3 separate regions of the Mus musculus genome follow, and all the other regions are linked to region 1. A link is a loop called in an ENCODE intact Hi-C map of the cell type or tissue named here. Cell type or tissue: heart. All regions are shown on one strand. Links, peaks and the distances in the headings refer to the core of each region. The heading gives the core; the rest is flanking DNA. Region 1 holds the start of Rap1b (RAS related protein 1b). Region 2 holds the start of Nup107 (nucleoporin 107). Region 3 overlaps 4933411E08Rik (RIKEN cDNA 4933411E08 gene).

Evidence for each region. Hi-C counts contacts between places; a loop is a spot of excess contacts. Peaks named below come from ENCODE experiments on the same cell type or tissue, not always from the same donor. Only the 100,000 strongest peaks of a DNase experiment are listed, where the experiment ranks them.
Region 2: it touches region 1 in a loop (3-fold over the local background); 11 of 42 quality-filtered maps call a loop at or near these places.
Region 3: it touches region 1 in a loop (10-fold over the local background); 8 of 42 quality-filtered maps call a loop at or near these places.

Annotation. Positions count from the first base shown.
Region 1 is chr10:117,842,061-117,849,788 of GRCm38, forward strand. It overlaps Rap1b (RAS related protein 1b), which reads right to left and starts at 3,914. Exons shown (of 8, transcript NM_024457.2): 1 at 3,771-3,914. In heart, for the core only: a CTCF peak has its summit at 4,377; DNase peaks (open chromatin) are centred at 3,331 and 4,011; H3K4me3 peaks cover 3,473 bases; H3K27ac peaks cover 2,544 bases.
Region 2 is chr10:117,788,995-117,796,722 of GRCm38, forward strand. Nup107 (nucleoporin 107) reads right to left here and starts at 3,711. Exons shown (of 28, transcript NM_134010.2): 1 at 3,610-3,711; 2 at 1,473-1,564; 3 at 980-1,066. The coding sequence starts at 3,617. In heart, for the core only: no CTCF peak of the experiment used is centred there; a DNase peak (open chromatin) is centred at 3,837; H3K4me3 peaks cover 2,468 bases; H3K27ac peaks cover 2,640 bases.
Region 3 is chr10:117,938,080-117,945,807 of GRCm38, forward strand. All of the region lies in intron 3 of 4933411E08Rik (RIKEN cDNA 4933411E08 gene), which reads left to right. Among named protein-coding and RNA genes, the nearest start is that of 4933411E08Rik, 16 kb to the left of the region's middle. In heart, for the core only: a CTCF peak has its summit at 3,169; a DNase peak (open chromatin) is centred at 2,992; H3K4me3 peaks cover 416 bases; H3K27ac peaks cover 2,642 bases.

The DNA.
Region 1 (7,728 bases), core at 1,728-6,727:
GTATCTCAGCCTTTTATTCTATTCTTTGTAACTACTGTTCCCAGGATATTCTTGAGATTTCTAAGGAATTAATCTAAAGACTTTAGTCCTCCAGTGGTAATCAGAACCTTTCAACACCACTCCAAAATATCTACAAGTACTACAAAGATTAGCATTAAGTATAAGACAGCACAATGCTGCTTACAGCTGAATAAAAATTGTATCTAATGCTACAATGTACCAAGACACTACAGGACTTAAGACACTGTTCTTGTTGGGGGTAGTTGGGGGCGGGGGGGGGGGGGGGGGAAGAAGGAAAACAAATAGAAACAAAACAACACATACCTTTCCCATGTGAACCAACCAAACCAAACTCACAAAACATATTTAGTCACAACTAAAAAGCCTTAGGAAATTGAGGAATTTTTTTCAGCGAGGGGACTGAAGCTAGCAACTTGGACAAGAGAGGCAAACACTGACCACTGAGCCACATCCCCAGCCAGAAAGATGAGTTTCTACAGACTTTTAGTGACCATATGTTAACATTTTAAAGAGAAATAGTCTTTGACTATTTAGTGTATAAACCCTAAACTAACCTTGAACACTTTATTTTCTGGGAATGACACATGTAAATCAATGAGATCTCCTTGACATTCAATTATAAAATGCCAAATGTAAACTATACTTGGGAGGTGGACGTAAGATCAGCTAAGTTCTGTCTGTTGTCACGCGTTAATTTTTCCATAACTATTACATACCTAAGAGCTGAACATAAGCTTCCCATGCCAATCTTAAGACTTTACATGTAAAACAGCACATACAGTTATATGTTATCAATCTCTGCATAAGCACTAAGTTCTTCAAAGACCTTTACGTACATAGATCAAGTTATTCATATATTTATTTATAGACCAGGTTTCACTAGCCCAGGCTAGCCTTAAATTTATGGCAATTCTCCTGCTTCAATCTTAACTGCTGGGATCACAGCTGCAAAATACCATGCCTCGCACCACTTTAAAAAAAGGGGGCAGTGGTGGTGGTGCACGCCTTTAATCCCAGCACTTGGGAGGCAGAGGCAGGTGGATTTCTGAATTCGAGGCCAGCCTGGTCTACAGAGTAAGTTCCAGGACATCCAGGGCTACACAGAGAAACCCTGTCTCAAAACAAACAAACAAACAACAAACAAAACAAACCAAACAAAAAGGGCTGGAGAGATGGTTCAGCAGTTAAGAGCACTGACTGCTCTTCCAGAGGTTCTGAGTTCAACTCCTAGCAACCACATGGTGGCTCACAACCATCTGTAATGGGATTTGATGCCTTCTTCTGGTGTGTCTGAAGACAGCTACAGTGTACTCATATAAATAAATCTTTTAAAAAGGATTCTTTATTTCAACTTGTTACTCTTATAGGCTCTTTAGTGGGAGGGCTCACTTTCCCTGTATAGGTCAAAAGAAAATACTGGAATCATTATAAATGACCAATGATAAAATGATCAACGTGGAAAGTGAGAGATTCCCAAAGAAAATGTTTAATTCTTTTTAAAATGATTACACTGTTCTCTTTAGTCTCTGAATTAAGTCCCAAACATCACTATGTGCCCAGGTAAAATGCTAGGGACTAAGAGTAAAGCAGAATTCCTATTCTCATGGTGTGTTCAATGAACTCTACTGAACTTTCATCTGAGTGTCTATGTAACAGCGACATGCTAGTCATTTGAGGCATGCAGAAGAAATCTACCCCTTCCTTGGACCTTACAACTTGGTAGAACAGAGAAACACACACAACAGTAACAGAAGACAGGAAGTGATACAAGCCACGGAAAGAACAGTGGTAAGACAGACAGAAAAAGAAGAAAGACACGTTCATCATTTCTGTGTCCCAGACCACAGACTAAAAATTAAGCCGGCTTAGCATGGGGCCCTTCAGATGTTAATCTGAGGTTCGATACATTATAGCACAAGCAACTATATGTCCTTTTGATTTTACTTTGCAGCTTCCACAGATAAGGTCACTGAACTTCTGTGTCAAACAAGAAAGTACAAGGGAATATAATGTACTACAGAGATTAAAAGTATGGATATCAAACAAGACTGTCATTTGGGATTCTGTGTCTCTAAGTTAAAATTATTTCCTCCTCGGAGTATTAACTTCCTCTAACCAAAACCAGGGGATGAAACTACCTAAGGGGTTGACGTATTCCATACCATTTAGCTAACTATGGCACTCTTGGAGAAGAGAGCATAATGGGACCAATAATCTCTACCAAGATGTAATTCACAATTAAAAAAAAAAAAAAGTCACATTGCTTCCTGTGGATTGTCCTTTATGGATAGACCACGGCTTTACAAATCAGCAGACTCAGGTAATTGGTTATCTATTTTAGGCCTTAGTTTCCTCCTCATGAAACGACAGGGTGGGACCAGATGATTTAAAGAGTCTCTTTCCGGCCCTAAAAAGCCCCATGACTCTATTATGACTTAATACACTGACTTCATATCAGGCTTTAAGAGTGGTAAGGGCTTTAAATTAAAAGAATTTCTCCATTCAATTAAGTTACTTCTTGCTAAGATAAACTCCTTTCAGGCAAGTCTCGACAACGTTCTAATTATACAAAAGAAAACTGAAAAAAAAATGAATTTACAAGCTAGAGGCACTCGGTATATATTAATACACACTGCCAGCAAAGCAAACATTTCAACGAGACTCAATTGATTTTTAAAATATTGAAAAGTCCAGCCTGCATCGTAATGTCAACTTTCAACTTAGTAAAAAAAAAAAATGTGAGTTCCTATTACTGTAATAAAGAAGTGCTTGTATGCACACGAGTCGAGAGTCGCAGGGCCAAAATATCTTTCTAAAGCATTGGGGGGTGGGAGGGGGCAAGCGAAAGGAAAGCAATCCCATCTGCTCAAAACTCTTAAGCGAAGATGTTTCTTCCAAAGGCATCTTCTCCTCCCGCCCCCCTCCACCCCAAGGAAAATCCCGAGGGCCTAGTTCCCAAATTCACGGCGCTGATAAGTCAGTTTCAGAATCAGACACCTCGAGATGGCGAAAAGAAAAAAAAAAAAAAAAGGAGAAGAGGACAAACTTCCTGGATTTTTCTCTCTGCAAGAGAAAAAGAGATTTCCTCTTGCTGACGAAGGAAAGGCCCCTTTAACATTTTTTTTTTCCCTCTGCACGGTGGCGGCTGCCAGACTAGGTGGGGCTCGCTCCGCTGCCTTCCTCCTGCCACTTCCCGCAACAAATGAAGCAAGCCAGCCCCGATCCGGGCAAACTTTTTCCCTGTCAGGCTCGAGCCCGCGGGGCGCCGGGGAGTGGTCCCCCCGCCCCCCCTCGCGACGCTGCTCCGCCCGCCCGGCCCCGGGCTGGGAGAAGCCCGGGTGTCCGCAGAGGACAACTTTCTGGTTTCCGCTCTAACTTCCACCCACCGCCGAGGCGGGGAGCGGGGCGCGGCGGGGAAGGCTGCGGGGGCCTCGGGCAGGCGGGTGGGGGCTCCTCGGGCGCTCACTTCCTCCGCCATATTTCAGACATTTGACCCCTTCCGCAAAGCGCGCTGCTCCCCCGCCGCGGCCGCGGTTCCTCCCCGGCCGCCCCGAGGCGGCGCGCCCCGCCGAAGCGAGCGAGGGACTCGGGGGGCCCCCCGCCAGCCACCTGCCGCGCGCCCGGGCCACCCTCGCCGCCGCGGGGGCCATCGGGCTGCCCCGCCCGGTCCGCGCCGCACCCCACCTCTCCCCTCAGCCGGCGCCCGGCCCCCCGCCAGCCTCGCGGCCACGCACGCACCCCGCGCCCACCTCTCGCGCTGTCACCGGGTCGCCGCCGTCGCCCTCGCCGTCGCCGCGCGTTCCCTTCGGGTCGCTGCTCCCGGCGCCACGGCGGTCTCTGCCGCTGCCGCCGTCGCCGTCGCCGCCGCCGCCGCCGCTCGGGCTGCTTTCCACGCCTGACTCTGGGCGAGGTTTGGCGGTGTCGCCTTGACGTCAGGCGTTCAGCCTCGCTCTCGCTTCCGCCCGCGGGCGGGGCGCGCAGGAGCGCAGCCCGGGAAGGGGCGGGGCCGAGGCGGGCCCTGGCGGAGGGGGGCGGGGTCTCGTCGTGCTCGCCTCGCAGTGGGCCTCGCCCCGGCTCTCGGTCGCCGGCTCCGGCCGTGGCCCTTCTCCCCTGCCCTGCGTCTCGTTGCTGCGGTCGGCCTCGCCCCCCGCTGGCTGGGCTGTCCGACATAATCGGTGTCAGCCTCAGCGGAGCGCATCCGTTTCGACCCCAGCGGGTAACGGGGAGCTCAGGGGCTTGGAAACCTCTGACGCCTTCGCGGGGCCTCCGAGTGCACAGTCGCCAACGCCCCCAGACCGTCGGTGTTCGCGTGGTCCTTTGTGCTGGGGAAGTAACAGAGCAGCAGTTCCCACTCCCAGAGCGCGAGGGCAGCTTTTCATTTTTCAAATGGCCTTTCTTTAGGTTTGACAAGTATTTCAGCCTGTGGTGTGTTAAGCAGGGCCAGCTGTCCAAATTACCCTGCCAGACGCAGTTCGCGAATGGAGGATTCCAAAGCATGCTTATGGCCTGTGCCTAAGTGAACAGTTTATAGAATTAAAATAATTGGTTCATGGAAGAGCATGCCTGGGGCGCCTTCATGACTTTATAGATTACTCATAGATGTCAGTCTATGATGTGACTCCGAAAAGCTCTGTCCAAAAATGACTTGTTCCAAAGAGCACAAGAACTTACATCGATCTAGGTAATTAGAATATTTTCTCACCATCACCTTTAATATGAGAATCATGCTATCAGAGCTTTGTTTGGAAGACTTTGTTTCTGCTCTGATTACGCTCTCTTCATTGCGTGGTCCTGGCTGGCCTGACCTTGCTATGTTGACCAGCTTGGCTTTCATCTCAGATACACCTGCCTCTACGTATGGAGTGCTGGGGATTAAAGGCATGCGCCACCACTGCCAGCGAGGGAAAAGGTTTTGATGAACAAAACTTGAGAGGAAAGTACTGAAAGGAGTAGGCAATTTAGCTGGCCCTCCCTGTACAAATTATTCTGGAAATTTAACGAACCCTAGAAGAGAAATGGAGACGTGACCACTACGCTAACCTGAGTTAAGTGAGCGAGTAAGAAAGAATTATAGCTGGGTCTCAGGATGCCAGTCTGTAAGAGCACACCTCTTTCTTCTGCAGACTGAGCAGGAGGTGGCTCCTTGCAAATTCTAGGTTGCTGAGGCCACAGAGTAAGTTAAAGCCAACCTAAACGGTTTTGTGAGATTCTCAAGAAGTTAAAAAAAGGGGGGGGGCATAGCTTAATGATCCAGTACTTGTCTAGCAAGTGTCCGAGTGTAGTAGGTTCAACCTTTAGAACAACAAAAAAAGAAAAAACCCATAATTGACAGTTGTGTGTGCTTCTGCACGCTTGTGCCCTCGCCTGTGGGCACACAGAAGCCAGAGGTGAACAGGTTATTTTCTGTCGCTCTCCACTTAGTTGTTTTGAAACAGGGTCTCTCACTGAACCTCACCAATTAGGCTTGAGTGGCTGGCCACCAATCTCAAGGGAGTCTCCTGTCTCCATTCCCACCACTCTGGATTCTTATGTGACTGCAGGGGGACTGAACTGGAAACCCCGGTTCTCCTGCCTGGGTAACAAGCCCTTTGTCCTGCTGAGCCCTCCTCCTCCCTGACAAGTTTTTGATAGCAGCGTTTTCCAGCTGCTTCATGGTTTGTATTACTTAAGTATTACCTATTTCAATAATTGTTATTTTCTCAGAACAACATTTTAGTGGCGGTTTCAAAGGCAAGTTTTGGAACAATCTGTTGGTATTGTCAATTATTCATGAATAAATTGCAATTTCCATTTTGCTCTTACCAATTACATATATACTCTGTCTTCACGTATAGCAGAAAAGAGCATCAGATCCCATTATAGATGGTTGTGAGCCACCATGTGATGGCTGGGAATTGAACTCAGGACCTCTGGAAGAACAGCCCATGCTCTTAACCACTGAGCCATCTCTCCAGTCCCCTATTTTATCAGTTATTGAAGGAAGATTTGACATGTCTCAAAGACTGACATTTTGAGCCAGGGTACTGATTACCAATGGGCTGTTTTGGTTTTATTTTTTTCTTTGTTTTAAACACTTTGACATTTGGGCAATTGCTTTTTTCCTTTGAAAGCCAGAGTTTGTGGCGTTGTTTAAGCCAAAACACTTTTATCATCTCACTAGGCTGATAACCATTGCATCTCTTATTAAATCATGATCAGCGTATAGAGCCCCCCAGAATGGACTCACTTTTGAATTTGAACCCCTTGCCCTATTTACCTGACAGACCAGGATATTGTCCGCTGGCAGCTTCAGTTTAACTTGTATGCAAACCAAACTCATTACCATTGTCACCAAACCCGTTTTCTCTCCCTTTCCTTTGCTAATCGTACCTCCTTCTTTTCAAGTCACCCACTCTTCAAGCCTGTCACCCTCCTCTGCCCTCCCCCCTCCTCTACAATGATTCATCCACTGGTGCATCTGTGAGCAGAGGTTGGACCAAGTCTTCCAGGCTCCTCTTGATACAACTCGGCTCCTGGACCTTTGCAGCCTAGGAGGTTCGAGCTGCCTACTGTGACCCATTTTACACATTGTTGCTAGATAAATTATCTTAAAGCTTGCTCAGTAATTTACTCCCTTCCTCTTAGAGGCCTTCAAGTACTCTTTTCTACAAAGAAGTAAAGATATGTTACACTTTTCTCTTTCACTTCCAGCTGCATGGTCAGAATGGGCTTCTCATTTGGCTCCAATGAGTAACTCTCCCACCCCTCGGCTGGGTACTGGTGATTTCCTGTGTTTGGAAGGTCTTTTCCAGCCCTTCTCAGCACTCCAGACCCATCTACTTTCTCCAAGAAATAGCATCTTTCTCCTGATGTGTCAACATAAATGTGTTTCTTTTGCCTGCCCCCCCCCTCTCTCCTTCTTTCTTCCTATCTCATAATACAGTATTGCTTTCCTTTTGTCAGTGGTGACTATCCCTCTAAAGAGGGATTTGCAAACTGTTTCTATCAAGGGCCAGGTAGTACACATTTAAGTCTTTAGAACAGAGGGTCTGTGTTGTAGCTTCTAAAGTGAACAGCGATTCAGCTTTTCAACAGTAACACAAAGGCAGCCATAAACAATACAAAGAAAGCCGTCAAGGTGACTCCTTAAAAGTGCTTGCTGCCAACCCTGATAACCTAAGACTGACAAAGTGGAAGAGGAGAATTGACTCCCATCGTGATTTACCCTTTGACCTCCATACTCTTAGCACAAGTATACACACACACACACACACACACACACACTAAATAAGCTAATGTAAAAGAATTACAAAGTATAGATATACTTGTAGTTCAATGAAACTTTACTTATGGATGGGGGCTGGAGAAATGGCTTAGCCATCCAGAAAGCTCTTGTAGAGGAGCAAGGTTCAATTTCAAGCACCCACATGGTGGCTCACAACCACCTATAGCTCCAGGTTCAAAGTTCTTTTCTGACTTCCACAGACATCAGGCAAGCATGTAGTACACACATATGCATACACTCAGGAAAAAGTCATACATAGCTCACACACATAGGCTTAATCTAAAAAAACAAAAACAAACGCACTTTACTCATGGACCTTAGAATGTGACTTCCATATAATTGTTATATGTCACAGAGTAATGATCTTTTTTTAAACCACTGCTAAGATTTGTGATGAGCCAGGTACGTGGGTATGAAACTTACATAGTAGCCCTTACATTTAA
Region 2 (7,728 bases), core at 1,691-6,690, 53 kb before region 1:
TATGTACTGATATAGAGGACAGCAGATACAACATGTCACAGTTACTATGTACTGATATAGAGGACAGCAGATACAGCATGTCACAGTTACTATGTACTGATATAGAGGACAGCAGATAACAACATGTCACAGTTACTATGTACTGATATAGAGGACAGCAGATACAGTATGTCACAGTTACTATGTACTGATACAGAGGACAACAGATACAGCATGTCACAGTTACTATGTACTGATATAGAGGATAGCAGATACAGTATGTCACAGTTACTATGTACTGATATAGAGGACAGCAGATACAGCATGTCACAGTTACTATATACTGATATAGAGGATAGCAGATACAGTATGTCACAGTTACTATGTACTTATATAGAGGACAGCAGATACAGCATGTCACAGTTACTATGTACTGATATAGAGGACAGCAGATACAACATGTCATAGTTACTATGTACTGATATAGAGGACAGCAGATACAGCATGTCACAGTTACTATGTACTGATATAGAGGACAGCAGATAACAACATGTCACAGTTACTATGTACTGATATAGAGGACAGCAGATACATGTCACAGTTACTATATACTGATATAGAGGACAGCAGATACAGTATGTCACAGTTACTATGTACTGATATAGAGGACAGCAGATACAACATGTCACAGTTACTATGTATTGATATAGAGGACAGCAGATACAACATGTCACAGTTACTATGTACTGATATAGAGGACAGCAGATACAGCATGTCACAGTTACTATATACTGATATAGAGGATAGCAGATACAGTATGTCACAGTTACTATGTACTGATATAGAGTACAGGTCCTTGTTCATAAGAGCTCAGATAACTGTAATCATTACTATTTATGCTTACTTCCTGATATTGTAGCTAAATATTTTATAATGAAAATTATACAAATGCCAGCTGGCTACTTCATTAAATACTTCCAAAGCACAAACAAAATCTTACAAGGCTGTCGAAAGGAGCTTGGCGTTCGAGGAATGATCTGGCTTCTTGGTGTAGCAGTACCAAAATTGTCCTCTTGGTTGGCCTGAACTTAGGAAGAATTAAGGAAAGTTTCCATGTAGAGAAAAGAAAAATCATTAAAGTCAAGCAAGGATTTACTACACAGATACATGAGCACACTTCTTTCAAGAACAAAGTGTTTTATGGGCACCACCTTTTCTGTACAGCTGTTAAAGCCACCTGTCATTTAAATTCTCAGATAGAGACTAGATAATAAGTTTTGACTACTATGGCATACCAGTAGTGAGACAACATGCTTTTCAGAGAAACAGGCATCTTAGCTCACTGACATTCACTGAGAACATGTATGTCCCGTGTATGTAAACATATATGTAAACCCCAATGGAGGTAAGCCAAATTCTATCCCAGCTAATGTTTAATCCCACAGCCCTGATTCACGGCACCCTGCACTCTGCAATCCTGACACGAAGGATACTTAGAACTCTTTTGTGAGCACTGTGCTTCCGGGCAGTCCTCGTCACCTCCGCATCCCGGATCACAGGGGATGACATCCCCCCGAAGCCACTCCTAGAACAGTATAATCAAGGTCTTAGACGGCATCTTTGAAGGACTACCGTTACAGTTAGGGCAAAGAAAGGATCTTCGTCAGTCGAGGGACGGCTCACCCCAATAGCCAAGTCTTGGATCTTGTTGGCAAGAATAACCTCTTGTCTCTGAGTCCTGCTTACTCCCCCAAATCCCACCCAGTGCTCGGCTACCAGCCCTGTCTTTGACTGCCTAGTATCACAATAGTATGTTCTCCGCGGAGTTATCTTAGAACCCGAAATTTATACTACAGTATGGCTTCATAAAGGTAAATCTTTTCCTCCATCAGACCAAAGAGCTGCTTGACTACAGAATTCTCTACAAGGAAGGACTCTGCACTCTCTAAAATACGGTGATGAGTTAGCTGCTTGTTGAAGGGCTTGGTTTTAGCCCAGGCTCACACCTCTAATCCAAATTGTACTACATAGGAAGTGCCAGGCCAATCTGAGACAGGGTGAAAGCAGCTTCAAAAACAAACCCAAACAAAGAAGGAACAGGCTCTGAGAATTCTTCTTTTTTTTAATCCTCATGAAAACTTCACAGAATATATCTATACAAGCTAAGCCAGTCATCATGTCACTAGGCAATATCATCATATGGGACCACTGTTATATTTTTGGCCTGCATGCTGACCAAACACTGCTATGCAGCCAGGACTATACTTCAGACTGTGAGTACGATATGGCTTGGCGGGATGAAAGAAAAAGTGAAGCAATTCTAGTGAAGAGGAGAAATGGCCCTTCAAGTGATTTCCCTCCATGTAGACTAAGGATGTCTCCTGTCTTAGCACAGTGCTATGGGCCTCCAGCACTGTCATCTGACAGCTTATAAACTAAACCATGGGGGTTGATTTTAATTATCCTTCTAGTACACCTTTCTTCCACTTAAAATCTCCAGCCAGCTTCCTCTTCTCTGCAGACTCAAGCTAACACTCACCAGCACAGTATTTACACCACCATCCTAATTTAGTTCTGCCCATCAAGTCCATCCGCATTGCTGGGAGCATTCAGCCACACAAGCGTGAACATTTTTCATGACTTTATATCTGAGTATGTTTCTTTTACAGAGGTCTATATGTGTTCCCCTGTCACTGGATGTTCATCTATCTACTTAAGTTATTCATCAAACAGCTTTATGGAGATTCAAAGGTCCCTGCTGGTAATGTTTCTCTTTCCCCCCCCAGAACCTAAGGGTTACTACGCAAGCACTCTACCACTGAGCTATATCCCCAGCCCCATAACAGGGTTCTATTTAACTATGCCATTCCTTAAATCTCTTACAGGCTCACTGTTCTATATAGATAAGATCCTCACGGGATTGCTCTAAAACTAAATGTGCCACTTAAAGCTTAAGGAACACACATAAGATAACCCCTAGCACAATGTTTTCAGTATCAATAATGTGCTATTATTACTCAAAAGACCAGCTAGCAAGTTACTTTTATAGGTTTGCCTGAAACTCCTGTGACAGGGAGATAAAACATCTCCTTCATTTATTTTCCCCGCAGTACAGTATAAATACATCGTATTACACTGCTCGACTGTCTTCACTACACAATCTACTCCCCGATGCCAAGGGCCTTAAACAACCCATCTTCGTGTCAGGCGAGCATAAATCATTTGAGAGGGAGGGAGAAATTCAACTCCCTAGGGCCGGCACTTTAAAGTCTAAGCTGACCACCGTTACCCAATAACGTACAGCTGACATGACTTAATAACCGCAATAAAACCACGCTGAGGACGTCTGGGCTGAACTGTCAGTGCGGCTGATGGCCCTGAGCTCGAACTGCTTCATTTCGCATTTCGAATGCGGGACCATCACAGACCCCCGCACACTTCGGAGCGAGCGCCGAGAAGACCCGGGAGGCGCGGCGTGGAACCCCGGGGATCCGCATTCTCACATCCCCGCTCCAATCGCGCCAAGCGTCCATTCCTCCACCGAGGGCCAAATCCCTGGCCGCGGAGGCGGTTACGTCGCTAACAGGCGAGAGCCCCAGTCTCGGCCGAGGCGTCCCTACCAGGACTGACCTGTCCATGGCTTCAGCGGTCTCCGCCTAGAACCTTGCAACTCTTTGACTGCAGCCTGGCCGCCGCGTTTCAGCCTTCCCGCTCTCCGGAAGCACACCCTTCGACCCGGAAGCGCGGCCTGGCTAAGCCAGTCCCAGAGAAACAATGTTCCCGCTCGGCGCATGCGCGACTTTCGTCTCCAGCCGCAGGCTCAGTGGGCGCAGGCGCGGAAGTGTGCCAGGGAGTGACTGCGTGGCTGGGTGGTGCCGGCCAGGCAGGAAGGGGGCGGGGAAAGGGGCGGAGCTTGGGTATGTCGCCTGAGCCTGGCTTGTGGGCGTGGTCTGGGTGGGGCGTTGTTCTGGGAAGCCGGAAGTCTATAACCTGGACTTTAGGAATCTGTTGAAGAGTCTGCATTCAGCGTTCTTGTTTGCGGTTCAGCGCCACTTTACGGGATCTGGCCTGTCTCGGGGCGCTCACCTCTTTGAACTGTGGTGTAACCTCACTGGACGGGTTTTGAGGTTGTTTTCTCTCGTTATTTATTTCTCTTTTACGGAATCAGCCGTTTTTTAAGAAATCCAATAAAAAAAGCAAAGCATAAGAAAGCCACATGGGAGGCTGAGGCAGGAGGAAGAACCACGATTTTGAAGCAAGCCTGCACTAAGAAAGCCTGACGATAGTAATAATAGCAATTATTATTGTTGCTGTTATTATCATAAATTTTAAAAGTTTTGGGCGTGGGAATACTTACCTGTTCCAGTACCTCAAAAATGTTAGGTCTCAGGCCCTCCAAATATCTAGAAATGAGCTCTGGCTGAACCATTTCTGATTTCTGGCGGTTAGATAAACGCCAGCATTCCTCAGGAACTCCTGTAATGCGTTTTCCTTCGGTCTTCTTAGCTACTTGTCCCCACAATCCCGACTCTGCACTAATTTCTAGTCTCTGCTCTCTCATCTTGCACACAAAACTATCTTGAAGAGCTCCAACAGGCGCAGACATTGCAGACACATCACCAGCAGGTGTGGCCCTCTCCCTTCCCCTCTCCCTTGCTAAACCGTTAGATTACATTCCTAAACCTAGCCACCAAGGTCTCTTCCCTTATTTGGCCACATCCTTATGCCTGACTAAAACTCCGAGGTCCAACTATCAAAATTCACTAGCTGGCTAACATGTCCACTTAGGACTTACCAACTCATCCTAGCACAGCCTTCCCCCTTTCTCCTGCAGAGACACCTGCTGCCTTCTTTGGCCGATCCAGACGGAGGCAACACCTTCTGCTTGTCCGTCTTGGGTAATACATTTCCTTTGTGCTGAGCATTTGGTGTCTGGGTGTGTTCTGTCCTGACTCCCATCTCTTGCTGATGTAACTATTCTCTCCCATTCTCTAGCTTCCCCGGCCCTGGCCATGTCCAGCCTGTTTCTTTTTCTCTCCGCTCTGGGCACTTCCAGGTGCCTCTGGATCTTTTCTCTCTCTTACCCACATTAAAAACCTTATCCCTAACGGAGCAGTCACGGTGGCAGTTTCTTTACTGTGCCCGTCCCATGCACAGAGTAAGGTACAGACAGGAATCAGGGCCATGCTCAGGCCCTACTAAGTTAGAGGCCAGTACGAGTTTGTTGTTGTTTTGTTTGTTTCTTTGTTTTGATACCCAGTCTCAAAAGAAAAGAAAAAAGTAGTACTATAGTATCCCTTCTAATCCAGAGCTGTCTGAGTAAAAGGCAGTGCATCCAGCTGCCTGAAGAATTCAGTTGTTACTTTTTTGCTCCTCACTTTGAAAGCAGACACTGTTTATTAAGTAACCAGATTACAACCATAGTGTTAGAAGGGCCAGCCAGGGAGCAGCTTGCCCTGCAAACCTGATGATCTAGCTTCTGTCCCTGGACCCCTGGTAAATGTGGAAGGAGAAAACCAACCACAAAAAAAATTGTCTTCTAGTCTCAAAACTCAGCCCTACCTCCATGTATGCTACAATTACACACAAACACACAAGTGTACATACAAATACACACATGCACACATGGATGCCTGCACACGTACAACACATATGCCACACCACATACCCCACACACACGCACACCATGTCATACACATACACATATCACACCGAATATGTGCACACATACACCCACACATGCATGCACACATATCTGTGTGTGCATCACATCTATTAAATAACCCTGAGATATGATATTTCCTGTTTCAATTACTAAATAAAAATCCTTTGGTGTGGATGAACCCCCTGCATTTGGCCACAGCAAATTAGATTCACCAAGATAGAATCACTCATGAGGGCTGGAGAGACGGCTCAGTGGTTAAGAGCACTGACTGTTTTTCCAGAGGTCCTGAGAGGTCAATTCCCAGCAACCACATGGTGGCTCACAACCACCGGTAATGAAATCCGATGCCCTCTTCTGGTGTGTTTGAAGACAGCTACAGTGTACTCATATACACTATATATATAACCATATATATATATATATATATATATATATATATATATATATATATACATAAAAGTCACCCACGAACGTTCTACCTTACAAGGCTAAATTATCTGATCTCCAGACAATTAAAGAGAGATAACCAGATTTTCCACAAGGACCATTTTTGATTGGCATAGTCAAATTGTCTCTGCTTAATTTTACAAGAAAAGTAACCCAGTGCTAAGTACTTCATCTTCAGTTGTTTTGCCTTGCTGGCCCTGCCTTATGCAGAGGCTCACTTCCTCACTTTGTGACTCCCAAATGCCTTTATTGTTGGCTTGTCCTTGGACACATTCTGCTATCTAGCTCAGGCTGGCCTTGGATGCACTGCCCCCTTGCCTTAGCCTCTGCTGTTCTTTCTTTCCCCAAGCTTTGTTTGTCTCTGTTCGTGACCTCGGAGGCGATTTGGTAGTAGAGCTGCTGCATCTCAGCATAAACAGCTGTGGTGGAGCCCTGACAGGAGAGCCTGCAGCTCCCTTTTCCTGCGATCCTGGCCCTTCTCTGTCCCTAGAGCAAAGCTCTTCTGCTCATCTCACTGGAACACTTTTCTTCTACAGGATGGAGTGTTGTCTGACTCTAGGATTGTAAAGAGAGCTAAGTAAGATCTTTAATTTAAATGTATGTATGTTTCTCCTTTGATGGTAGCATTTCTGGTTTCTGTAAAATAGGCGATCTTCATTCCCTCTCCTGGAGAGTATTATTTGAAGGGTACAAGAAGCTTTTTAGTTGGGTGACTTAGTATTTATTAAGAGAGATAGTTGGGGTGACTCTCCATCACCCCAGGGTCTGCTTGTCTCAAATGCCAATGTCACAGCCAGTGTGGTTATGCCTGGATGTTTACCCAGGTGCTGAGGATTTTAACCCAGGTTCTCATACTTGCAGGGCAAATGCTCTTACTGAGCATCTCCCAGATCCCAATGCTATATATATATATATATATATATATATATATATATATACACCCACACACACATATATGTATGTATATATACACACATACATATATACACATATATGTACATATAAATACACATATATGTACATACATATATACACATATATGTACATATAAATACATATATATGTATATATACACAAATACACACACATATATGATCATAAGAAGAGCAGTTTGGGACAGAGAAGTAGCCTTATGTTCAAAGAAACAAACTGTTAGAAAATGCACTGGAATCCGGCTACAATGTTTTTTTTTCAATTTAAATTTTACGTTTAAATTGTATGTGTATGAATGTGTGCCTCCGTGTATGACAGTGCATCATGGACATGCAGTACCGGCAGAGGCCATAGGGGGCACTGGATTCCCCTGGAACTGGAATTGCAGCCAGTTCCACATGGGTGTCGAGAACTGAATCCTGGTCCTGTACAAGAACTACAAGTGGACTTACCCACGGAACCCTCTCTCCACGGAATCCTCTCTCTCTCTCTCTGGACCCTTTTATTGTTTTTAATTATGGTTATTTATTTTGGGGGCAGGGCACATGCCATGTAGGAACTGTGGAGGCCAGAGGGCACTTGGGGGACAACTGGGTCTTTCCTTCTACCACATGAGTCCTAAGATCAAACTTAGGTCATCCAGCCTGGGAGCAAACACTTTACCTATAGGCCATCTTAAAGATTCTCATTTAAAATTTTTTATT
Region 3 (7,728 bases), core at 1,279-6,278, 96 kb after region 1:
TTTCTTCTTGTTTGTAGAAAGCGATTGCTAGGCACATAGCCGCAGGGAACCGTGGGTCATGTGCAGAACAAGCACTAAATAGTTAGCTCTTGGGATTTCTCCTTAGGTCTTCCCTGCCATCTTGTTTCCGATCTTCTCCGCTTTATGCATGTTGAAGTTCAGGATACATTCTGTAGATTAGTTCCTCTTGAGTGTTACCTGTTAAAAATATTTTTTTTTTTAAAAAAAGAGAGTCCATTTAACATTTGTCCATCTTGGACATTTTCTTTCCTGAGTTTGCTGTAAAATTTCGAGACAGGCGACTTGCATGGATGCATAAATATTTTAAAAGCTACAGATCTTATACATGCAAAATATGCTTACAGTCTTCAATAATCTTTAATGCAGTGCTCATCCATTATATATGAGCCCACAAAGGAGACACTTGGATTCTTCAGAGTCCTCAGTGCTTCACAAAGGGCGGCTTTGGGAGAGTTAAATACCACACACTCTCACTTTGTAAAACCATCACCGAATGCCCTTAGTGGAATAACCCTGAACACAATCGAGGCTGTTCTGTCTTTAATAATCTGGACCACAGGAAAGGAGAGAGGTTTCTCTGATATGACATTCTTTGTGTGGTAGAGGTAACAGGATGTTCTCCTTGTAATACGACCGCTATATTAAAATGCTCTCATCAGTTCTTGGAGACACTAACTCATCCTTTGTGGCTGAACTCAAATGTCACGGCCCCTGTGAACTGCTTTCTAACACCTCAAGCAAGATTGCTCGTTCCCACGGAAACTGATCGGTACCTTATCTCACAATGTCTTAATTATTTGTGGGCTTGCTTACCCAGTAAACGAACTCCTTGAGGGATAGATGGTCGGCTGAGGCAGCACTTAGACTTAGACATCCTGGAATGAGGGAGTATACCCACATTGGTAGGTGCCATGCTTGCAAAGGGGATGTATTTGTACAAATCAGCAGAAAAGCTATTCAAAGAAATGTTGTCATCCAGATATAGAACTAAAACTAGAATTTTGGAGATGTTGTCATTTTAAAATCCCCTGGTCTCTGTCTCTACCTCTAAACCCCCTTTCTCTTTCTCAGCATGTTTTCAAGTCCTGGCTGGCCTGGAAGTCATGACCTTCTTGCGTCTGCCTCTTTGAGTCCCGGGATCATAGATAGTGTGCCACTACCTGAGTCAGAGGCCAGCCTGGGTTACAGAATAGGACACATAAAATAAATAGATAAACGAAGGTAAAGGAAGAAAAAGAAAGGCCAACATTTTATGGTGAAGGAGTGAGAGCCTTTTTTTCTGATTAGCGTGTGTTGATTGGTGCTATATTTAGAGCTGAAAGCCAGAGGAAAGGAAAGGGCAGGGTTTGATTTGTGTTTGGAAGTTTCCATTCCATAGATTTTTGCCTCAGGGATGACCTCCTGATGTGGGAGCTTGTCAGGAGTCCCTTTTGTAAAATGGGGAGACACCTTCAGAGCTGGGAACCGAGTTATCTGGGAAATAGTACATTCAGCCCAGGCTTCAAAACTCTTCCCTGCTTGTCTCTCTGGATTAATGCTCCAGTCTGCTTTGCTGCTGCTGTGATCAACTCTAGGACCCAACACAACCCGGAGAGGGGAGGGTTAATTTGGCTTATACCTAACATTTTATTATACATGACATCAGAGCAGGAGCTCAAGGGAAGAACCCAGGGGGCCCTGCTATACAAATCAGGATGGTCTACAGCTTGCTGTTTAGCCCAGCCTGGCCTAAAATCTACCATTCTCCTGCCTCAACAACTGGAGGGCTGAGGTTGCAGGTGTGCACAGTCTCCGTGCCTTGTTAGTTAGTTTTCATTCAATGAATAGGTCACAGCAACCGCGATTGCTCGGTGCTGCCCATTGCTACCTAAGGTCACAGGTAACTGAACAGCTCTCGTCTCGTTCTTAACACTTGGTGGATGTCGTCTCGTTCTTAACACTTGGTGGATGCAGCCGTAAAGTGGAGAAGTCCATTGGCTGACCTCTTCCCTGTGACCTGCAGCCAGACAGGGCTTAGAATAGGTTGAAAGGAACTGGTTCTTGATCTGCTTGTTGAGCTGGTTTTTGAGATACGGTTTTCCCCCCAGTTTCTCTGGTCTCCATTTCCATATCGGTATAACTGTGATGGGCTTGGCCTGCCTTCAGTATTCTGGCAGCAGTTGGGCAAGGTGGTGCACGCCTTGAACCCCAGCACTCCAGCACTTGGGAGGCAGAGGGCTGTCAGATCTCTAGGAGTTGGAGGCCAGCCTGGGCTACGGAAGAGTTCCAGAACAGGCAGGGTTACACAGAGAGACTCTGTCTCAAAACCAACTAAAACCAAACCAGAAAGAACTCTAGCTGAATCTACTTGACTGGTCTAAGAAAAGGATTTCGGAAAAGGACTCTCCACTTGGCCCAGAAGCCAGAGTTATCTAAAACAAAACAAAACAAAACAAAACAAAACAAAACAAACCAAAACAAACCAAACCCCATAAAGGCCTTGCAAATTAGGATAATTATAGATAGCTACGTCATCGATTTAGTCAGGTATACATAGCTGACATTTAAACTTATTTCAGATTCTCCCCTCTCCCCCAGCCCTGCCCCAGCAAGAGAGTGAAACCTTATTGTGGTTTCGGTCTTATGTAGCCTTTGCATCTCCTTAAATTTTTAAGAAGAATTCTGAGACTTTTACTTTTCATTTTTCTTTCTTTTTTTTTTTTTTTTTTGGACTGTAATTACCCACAACATTTGGTCTGGAATTCCCCTTAAGATATTCTCAGAACTTCAGGATCCTGCCGAGTTGTCACAGGGGTAATGTGAAAACCAGAGTAAATACGGCACATGGGGTTCCTTCATACTGAATGAGAGGCAGTTGTGAGTGGAGTAAATGTGTCTGGGAACACACATGCACACCTTGAATTTGATACTGAACTACTGCCTTTGGAAGGCACATTAACTTTCCCCGGTTACCAGGGTTTTCGTTGACATGCTGGGCTATAAATAGCTCCCTGGAGGTGCAAGGGAAATGACACATGACTTCCTTCTTCCCAGGGGACTTAGGACATCAGGGAGTGAAACTCCCTTGCAAATGTTCGGCTCCTTGTCTGCTGGCACTGTTTATAAGGTCACATTTTAGATTAGTCTTCTGAGGTGAGGAATAAAAACGGCAGACAGGGGCTCCCCGAAAGGGCTGCTTCTCAGGGAAAATAATTTTGCATGGAATTTACCTAGTGCACTGCATAAAAATTCTTAGTACAGAATATCTGATACAGTGTAAAAAAATGTATTTCCCTTGAGTTGCTTAAATGCCATCATGCTTGGTATATATAATATGAGGTGCCTTGTTCTATAAATCGTCTCTCCAGAGCCTCTGTGCTGCGTCTCCTGTATGAGCAGCTATGGCGCCTGTTTAGGAAAGGGGAATTGAGTAATTTCTTGCTGAATTCAAACAACATATAGCCACCAGAGGAAATGCAGAAAAAAAAATCTTTATTTTGCTTTGTTATTTTTTAGAGTAAGCAATTTATCTACAGAATTTAGGGGGAAAAAACCCATGTTCTTCCCATAATATTTTGTCTGCTCTATTTCTTGTAGACTTGAAAAATAGGCTGGGTGGGGAGGGCCTGGCTGTGTGAGCCGGGTCAGCAGGTGAGAGCTGTTTGAGCTCCCATCACACATAGCCTGCTTGTCTTTGAATCTCCCTGGTATCTTCCACATAGCAGGCCTTCTCTGAAAAACTATCAAATGTACTAAAATTTATTTTGTTGTGAAAATAATTTCGAGGCCTCCGAGGACTCAGACAGTGCTTGGAAAACGTATTCCTGGATGCTTCTCATTTTAGCTGCATTGCTCTGCTGAGGGGACCCATGTGTGTGATTGAAACACGGGGCATGAGCCTGGGAAGAAATTATAGATAGGAAAAAAAGCAGCAAAAACTGGTAATGTTTGTTAAATATGGGTCACATTAATACAGACTTGCTTTACCTAGCAAGTCAGAGGCTTTGATTTTAGTGTTTAGAGGGATATGTATATACAATATACAACATACAACATATAACATATAATATATAATATATAATAAATAGACACACACATATAATATATATGTAACACACACACACACACACACACACACACACACACACACACATATATATATATATATAATAGGACTTGCTTTTCTTCTTTAAAGAGTTTTATCAAGAAAGCAAGAAAATCAGGTTCATTTTCTGAAATCAGACCCCACTCCTGAGTCCATAAAGTCTAGGCTAGCCTCAAGCTCTTGATCTCTGTTTCAGTCGTTCAAGTGCTGGGATTATAAGTCTGAGTGACAGACAATATTTAAATACACATCAACAATTTAATGTACTGAATAACCCTTTTTGTATAATTGTCATTTCTGCCTTTTAAGACTAATAAACTCCATTGGACATAGTGGCACGCACCTTTAAGCTCTGCACTTGGAAGGCAGAGGCAAGTGGATTTCTATGAGTTTGTAGCCAGCCTGGTCTACATACTAAATTTTAGGACAACCAGCTACATAATATGACCCTGTCTATAAATGATGATGATGATGATAAACTGGGCCAATGAGATGTCTCAGTGGGTAAAGGTGCCCGCTGTCACACCTGAGGACCTGAGGTAGATGCCTGGTGTCCACATGGTAGAAGGAGAAAACCAATTCCCACAAGTTGTCCTTTGACACCCGTGCCAGGGTATGTGTGTGCCCCCTCCCCCTACCACATACACACAAAGTAAATAAACAATTAACGGAAGCATCAAGATGAATACAGTGATGTTCAGAGATGTCAGAGAGCTTGCTGCAGTGCACCCAGTGAGTGGCAAATTAGGATTCTTCCCCCGAAGTGTCTCCGACACTGAACAGATGCGTACACACGGTAAGTCGAAACGGTGTCAAAACATCTGTTCTTTTCGGGTTCTCTCTTGTCTGTAATTATTACCTGTAGACTCTTTCTTGAGTCTTCAGGCTAGATCAGGGTGTTGCTGATGTGAAACAATAAAAGCATCCCACCTCAGTTACCAGATCTGGCAGCATTTCCTGGCAGTATCTCCTGGGAAGTCAGACTGGGTAACACTGAATTACTTTGACTAAAAGGGAAAACAGAAGCTAGAGTGTTTAATTCTCCCTCCGGCTCCCTCTCCCTCCCCCTCCCTCTAAAAGGCAGCGGCTGTCAGGTTTCCTAATGCTGCGACCCATTAATACAGTTCCTTATGCTGTGGTGACCCCCCCCCCCAACCATAACATTATTTTGTTGCTACTTCATAACTGTAATTTTGCTACTGTCATGCACCATCTGTAACTATCCCTGTTTTCCAACTGTCTTAGGTGACCCCTGTGAAAGGGTCATGTTCCTCCAAAGGGGTGATAACCATAGGTTGAGAACCACCGCCTTAAAGAACGTTGGATTTATTTACATTTTGACCAAATGGAGGGAAGAGAAAGAAAGACTCCACCTTCCCTGTAACATTGTTACCATTTCATAGAGAAGATGAAGTGAAAGCCAGATGTGCACATGCTAATTTAGCTGGGATAAGCTGTCACTACAATGTAACAGACATAAACAAGATCAGAAAACAACAATAAAGACAGGGTGGCATTTAGTACCCCCTGAAAGGAGTCAGAAAGCATCATTCCTTGATTCCCATTGTCCTAGGACCTGGGACCTTGGTGAGCTGTGCAGCGTTTCCAGAGCCTTCTTTGGCTACGAAGACAGGGCACACCCTGACGATGGTGGAGTGAAGTAGAAGGAGGTTGGTGGCTTCAGGGCTGTGCCACACAGGTCCCAGTCACGAAACTGCATACTTTGTAATGTCAGGGTCTAAATTGTGGTTCAGTTCAGGTGCTGTCATGTGGGCTTCCTGTCACATGCCACCAACTCTATCAATAATTAGGAGGCTGTCTTAAGTCAGGGTTACTACTGCTGTGATGAAACACTATGACCAAAGCAACTTGGGGAGGAAAGGTTTTTTTTTTTTTTTTTTTTTTTTTTTTGGTATACACTTCCACATTGTAGTCCATCATTGTAGGGCTCAGGAGAGGAACTCAAATAGGGTAGAACGGGGAGGCAGGAGATGATGCAGAGGCCATGGAGGGGTGCTGCTCACTGGCTTGCTCCCCATGGCTTGCTCAGCCTGCTTTCTTATGGAATCCAGGACCACCAGCCGAGGGATGGCATCACCCACAATGAGCTGAGCTCTCTCCTATTGATCACTAATTAAGAAAATGCCCTACAGGTTTGCCTCCTCTATAGCTTGGTTAAGTTGGCATAAAATTAGCCAACATAGAGACCCACGAAGCTGCGTGTGCCTTATTCATGGCTAAACGATAGTTCTCAAAGTGGATTTGGACTCTTGCCTTCTCTTAATGTAATCAAGCAATTTGTATTCCGAGCAAAAGAAACAAAGAAACAAACAAACAAAAACCATTTCGCCTCTCAGGCTATGGTGCGTGATTATAGTATTCTAGAATTTTCCCCTCCAGGCAGTCACGGAAGAGAGGCAGGTGGCGAGTTGGAGAAGGATCCTGTGTGCTCTGTGGATACAGGAGGCAAGAAGACATTTTGTCTGGCGAGGAGAATGGTAACAGAAAGAGACACATTAGCTAGTTCCTCCGCTGTCCTCTTTTCTATACTCACAGGATAATTACACAGCTAAAATTAAGATAATTTGCTTATCTGACATTTTGTGCAAGCACTGCTGTATTTATCAGCAGTCAAAACAGAAGAAAAAAAGAAATGTGGTCTGCTGCAAGCTAAAGTCCCCAGTTTCTTTGCTATATGATGTGCCCAATGCAGGAATAAATAAAATGAGCATAATTTCTGGATGTGTGGAGTTCATAGCTAAGACAGGAGAGAGAGGATGATAGTTTTCATGTGACCATCTGGGAAGACTTAACCTTTTAAACAGTTATTTTTGGTATCCATGTATGTGTGTGTGTGTGTGTGTGTGTGTGTGTGTGTGTGTGTGAGTGTGTGTGTACATGTGAGCCACGGCGTGTAAGCAGAGGTTACAGGGGTTGGTTCTCTCTTCCCACCATGTGGGGCCTGCAGATGGAGCGAATCGAGGTCGTTAGACTTGGCAACAAGTGCCTTTAGCCACTGAGCCACCTTGAGGGCCCTTGGGAGGACTTTTAAAGAGATAACACATCCCAGGAAGATGGAGCAGCCCCCAGGAGAAGAAAACTACCCAGAAGTCTCATGGATCCTGCCAGCAGCATATGGAACTGTGGGAAGGCAAGGTATATATATATATATATATATATATATATATATATATATATATATCCCCGACTCCCGGACACTTTAACGAGTTAAGAGGTTACTGATGCTCACCAAAAGGAGCCTGCACTCAGGACTAGTACTGAGTTGATATTAAAAGTTCTAACTGTAAGTGTCAATAGTGGTTTAATTCAAGACATTTTTATTCATTGGTGACTTGAATAAAAGCTTTAGCAGTCAATCCCATCTACTTTCTGGGAAGAGGCATATTTTGACTGATCAAAGTAACATACAATTATCTACTTAAAAATGAACATTTCGGTAGCATGGAGCGCACTCACAATGTGTGATGGTCCCTAATTAGATAATTAGTCCAACATGTCCCTTACTCCAAAGGAAACCACACTATTATCAAATTACTTTCCAGTCCCACCTCCCGGCCTCCTGAAAGGACAAGTATGTGTTCTGTGTTTGTGGAATTAGCTCT